Linked DNA regions of Mus musculus: region 1 is linked to region 2. The links are chromatin loops, found by intact Hi-C in ENCODE. Cell type or tissue: heart. All regions are shown on one strand.

What was found. A loop is a pair of places that touch in the nucleus more often than their neighbours do. Peaks named below come from ENCODE experiments on the same cell type or tissue, not always from the same donor. Only the 100,000 strongest peaks of a DNase experiment are listed, where the experiment ranks them.
Region 1: it touches region 2 in a loop (2.6-fold over the local background); 4 of 42 quality-filtered maps call a loop at or near these places.

The regions. Positions count from the first base shown.
Region 1 is chr11:116,079,744-116,082,243 of GRCm38, reverse strand. It overlaps Wbp2 (WW domain binding protein 2), which reads left to right. Exons shown (of 8, transcript NM_016852.3): 4 at 920-1,012; 5 at 1,564-1,698; 6 at 1,900-2,022; 7 at 2,460-2,500. Among named protein-coding and RNA genes, the nearest start is that of Unc13d, 3.0 kb to the right of the region's middle. In heart, a CTCF peak has its summit at 964 (motif pointing right); DNase peaks (open chromatin) are centred at 897 and 2,199; H3K4me3 peaks cover 289 bases; H3K27ac peaks cover 894 bases.
Region 2 is chr11:115,938,431-115,940,930 of GRCm38, reverse strand. All of the region lies in intron 3 of Sap30bp (SAP30 binding protein), which reads right to left. Gm39474 (a long non-coding RNA gene) reads left to right here. Exons shown (of 2, transcript XR_880317.3): 2 at 27-1,059. Among named protein-coding and RNA genes, the nearest start is that of Gm39474, 3.1 kb to the left of the region's middle. In heart, a CTCF peak has its summit at 1,044 (motif pointing left); no DNase peak of the experiment used is centred here.

The DNA.
Region 1 (2,500 bases), 140 kb before region 2:
CCTGGAAACGCCCTTTTCACATTCCTTGTCCAAGCCTCACTTCCTAGCCGAGATTATTTTTTTAAGGTTTATTTATTTATTTTACGTGAGTACACTGTAGCTGTCTTCAGACACTCCAGAAGAAGGCACCAGATCTCATTACAGATGGTTTTGAGCCACCATGTGGTTACTGGGAATTGAACTCAGGACCCCTGGAAGAACAGACAGTGCTCTTAGCCACTGAGCCATCTCTCCAGCCCCCTAGCGTGAATTAACTTTTGATACCCAGGCTAATGGCTAAGCAGTGCTTGGGGACCTTGGTTACCAAGAGCTGGGAAGTGCTGGGTTAAAATCAGCCTTTTGCTCAGAAAGTGAGCCCAACAGAACTAAATGTGTTTATTTTTACCCAGGGAGGACCCAGGTTTTAGGTTTGGGAAGGAGTTGTGTCTTGTTCCTAGGAGGGGCCTTTCATGAGAGGTAGGGAAAGGCAGCTGCTCCAGCAGAGGCTGCCAGGGCCTGCTTTGTGGCTAACTCCCAGACTCCAGGGGGTTCTGTGTGAGCCTCCCTCTGGGCTTGAGGGGCCATGTTTTGTCTTGAGGCCCCTTACCAGGAGAGTTCTACACTGGACCTTGATGCCAGTTACCAGGAGAGCTGCCACGTGCTTTGTGCTTTGTTAGAGACCTCCCCACCTCCCTCTTGCTGCTGGCTGTCCAGGCAACTCTATAGCCTTTGTGCTGGGTGGGTACTTGGCTGGGGGTGGGGAAAGTCCTGCTGAGAGGATAAGACCCCCCCCCAAGCAGGAGCTGGGCCAGTCTACAGCACAGGGCCCACCCTTGCCCACAGGCCTCCTTAGTGCTCATCGGTGGCCAGAAGAGGACAAGCCGTCTGTCTGCACTGAACCTGTTTCCCTCTCACCATTGACTGTCCTTGTCCTTCTCAGGTGGCTGGGAAGGCTCCGCCTCCTACAAGCTGACCTTCACAGCAGGGGGCGCCATTGAGTTTGGGCAGAGGATGCTCCAGGTGGCATCTCAAGGTATCCAAGCCCTTAAAAACTCGGGGCTAAGGACACATCAGACATGTGGGTTTTTTGTTTGTCCTTTTATTTTGTATCGTTCACACTAGGAGGTAACTCTCTGGGCCCAGCTGACAGGACTGGGAAGTTGGGGAAGAAACCTGTAATTCTCCTCTGAGGCTTCCCTGCCCAGAGCAGGCAGGCAACATTTTAGCAGAAATGTTTGCACTGAAAAACAAACAAAAAACCCAGCTCCTGAACTACCATCCAGTAGCCATTGTAAATCACCCAGTGCTGGGCTCAACACCCCTCCCCTCTCGCTCCTTCCCCTCCCCCTCATCCCTCACCCTTCCCCAACACATCTCTCCCTCCACTTCCCTCACACCTGGCCTTGACCCCACCATGTTGCCCTTTGTCCTTTTTCCCACCCTCCCCTCACCACATGGTGACCTAGGCAGACCCCTTGGGGTGGGCAGTGGAATGGTGGTAGGGCACATCTGTGGGCACAGTCCTGGGACCCATCAGTCCCTGGGGCAGGTGACACTCATGTCTCTCTCCCCTTGTACTTATAGCCTCCAGAGGTGAAGTCCCCAATGGAGCCTATGGGTACCCTTACATGCCCAGCGGGGCCTATGTCTTTCCCCCGCCAGTCGCCAATGGAATGTACCCCTGCCCTCCTGGCTACCCCTATCCACCACCCCCACCCGGTGAGTGTGTCCTCTGCTGCCCAGACTCAGACCCCACCCACCCACCCACCCACTAACCACACCTTCAGGCTGCAGAGGGGAAACACACCTAACAGACTTGGAGAGTTTAGAGGGCATCCCAAGACTAGTTAGGACATCCCAGGTGTAGTCCTATGAAACCAAGGGGCTGCTCACTGTCTCTGTCGCTCTCTTCCCGAGCAGAGTTCTATCCAGGACCTCCCATGATGGATGGGGCCATGGGCTATGTACAGCCCCCACCACCACCCTATCCTGGGCCCATGGAGCCTCCGGTCAGCGGCCCCAGTGCCCCCGCTACTCCTGCAGGTGAGGCCTCTCAGCTGCCAGCAGTCCTTCATGACCAGTCCTCTCCTCCCCAAGGGCTTGCAGAGAACTCCCAACAATGGCTGGAGACTACTGACGGTCAAATGATGAAGGGCCTCTGGGTTACAGACCACCCAAAAGGCACCAGCACAGTGGTAGCCTGGTGGTGAAGAGCTATATCCAAGGGCTGGGTGTGGTTCAGTGTGCACTTGCTTGAGTGGGCTGGGCCTGGGCTCTATCCCAGGTGCCACAGAACACAAATCCAAAGGTACGGTGAGATGAGGACTCTGTGGCTTCTTGGCTTATGGTGACCTTTTTGGAGTCAGAAGATCACCTCTGTAACTCAGTGTTCTCGCCTACAAATGGGCCTAGGAGCTTGGATGAGGGCGGAGGAGGGGCTCACCGCTTGCTGCTATCTCCCCATGTGTTTGCTTTAACAGCCGAGGCCAAGGCTGCAGAAGCCGCTGCCAGTGCCTATTAC
Region 2 (2,500 bases):
TCCCATTTAGCTCTGTGCTGTTTCAGGTCTGCATCTGGCTGTCACTGCCTTCCCTCCCAGCTTTCACGCACCACAGCATGCCTGCCTGCCCGCCCTCTCCGAGCCCTCACCTTTATGCCTGCTCCTCTCACCACACTGTGGCTCCAAGCACAGGCCTCGCCATTCTGTAGTCAACGACATCGGCTGACCAGCCTGGGAAGTGAGTAGAGGCACCTGATGCTACCAATCGCAGGCACCCAGCACTACTTTAACCCTCATCAAACGAAAGAGGCAGATTTCATGATGATGCTCATTTCCCAGAGAAGAGAAACCGAGGCTCTGGTCTGGTGTTGTGAAGTCATCCATGGTAAAAGGCCTACTGAAGTGTTGAGAGACACACCAGAGGTTGGGCATTGTGGCTTGTGCTTGGGAGGCTAAGGCAGGAGGATCACAGAGAATCTGAGAGGAGCCTGGAATACCGGGCATTGCAGGCCAGCCTGGGCTTCAGCCTGTGAGACTCTCTCAAAAACAAAACAGCTGGGAGTAGTGGTGCACACCTTCAATCCCAGCAGAGGCAGACAGACCTGCTGTACAGATGAGTTCCAGAACAGCCAGGGCTACAGATACAGGCTGTCTTGCAGGACACACACACACACACACACACACACACACACACACACACACAGTAGAACAGAGCAACTGTTTTAGCAAACTACCAATTGAGTTTCTGAGTGTTCACGTAGTTGCATGCATGTGTGTGTTGCCTGCACGTGTGTACATGGAAGTCAGAGATAGGAGTCTGGGACCCTCCTACATTGCTTTCCACCTGATTGTCTGAGATAAGGTCTTTCATTGAACCTGGAGCTCTAAGGCTCTCAGTCTACATCCTGCCCTATGCTGAAGTCAAAGAGTCTGCATCTCAGTTTAACTTCTAATACCAATATATACAATGAACAGAAGCTCCTTGGGATCTGCATTTCTAAGTTGTCTCATGAAACCAAATGTTTTGAGAACCTCTACATAACCAGTTAAAATTAGATCCTTAAAAGTAGAGAGCGCCATCTAGTGGGTAGACGGCCATGGCGCAACTCATTAGCTTAACAGAAGATAAACTACAAGACCTGCTCTAGCAGTATGTCCGTCCTCTTAGAATTATTCAAATCAAAAGTTTAGAACAACAAAATCCTCTCATATAAATCCAACAGAGCTGGGGAGATGGCTCAGAGGTTAAAAGCACTTGCTGTTCTTGCAGAAGACTCCAACTCCTAGTGCACACCTGACAGCTCACAATCAACTCTAAACTCTAGTTCCAGAAAAGTGACACCTCTTCTGGCATCAGTGGACACCCGTGTGTGTGTGTGTGTGTGTGTCCCCTGTTCTTTATTATCTGCTCTTCCAGAGAGCAGTAAGTCTTTTGTGTTCCACAGGGCTGCCTATCTCACAAGGATGTACCTTTCCTCAAAAATTTGCTGTTGGCTCCAGCTGCATACGTAGCAGAGGATGGCCTAGTCGGTCATCAACGGAAGGAGAGGGCCTTGGTCCTGTGAAGGTTCTATGCCCCAGTATGGGGGCTGCCAGGGCCAGGAAGTGGGAGTGGGTGGGTTGGTGAGCAGGGGGAGGGGAGAAGGGATGGGGGTTTTCAGAGGGGAAAGGGGATAACATTTGAAATGTAAATAAAGAAAATATTTAATAAAAAATGACGTTAAAAAAAAAAGCTTTTGCTGCTGGGATCACAGCACTGAAGAAGGGGTGACAGCCAAGTGCATGCCAACTTCTCTAGGTGGCCTTTAGTTTTAAGCCATAAGCCTGCCCCATGCTCTCCTGCCAGGCCAGTTCTTAGCCTGGGTTTTTTACTCTGCACAGAAAGTCGTTTGCACCTGGTTTCTGGGCTCCACACTGTCTACTCCTGGCATCCTCGGTAAAACACATTCCGAGTCTTCTGCAGCCTTTCTGAGTTTATACCAATGGCTGCACGGCCATATCTGAGGATGGATAGCTCATCTGATCTGATATATAGCTCATGCTATATATTCAGCAGATACACTGCCCCCTTTCATAGTTCACATCTATGAATTCAAACAGCTATGGGTTTAATTTCTTCTTTTAAATTGCATCTGTGTTGAACGTGAAATTTTTTTTTAAATCGTTTTCTGAACAATACAGTGTAACAATAATTTGAGATAATCTGGAACTAGCAGGGGGAATTATATTAACCTGTGTTATATATGTATAAGTCATATGTAAATATACCATTTTAAATAAAGACTGTGAGAAGCTCTGGATTTGCATATGTACAGGGCATGAAGGTGGGGTGTCCTGGAAACCCAATCACCCATAGATCATGAGACTACTGTTTTATATTACTACCAGGCTTAAGTCTCCTAAGTTTCACTTATGCAACCTTGAAGATTTTGGCTTATTTCAGAGCAGCTTGCAACGGTGAGATGTTGTATGTACTCCTCCAAGGGAGATGTTTGCAGTATAAAGCACGATTCTGAGAAAGGTACCTTTCCAAGCACTG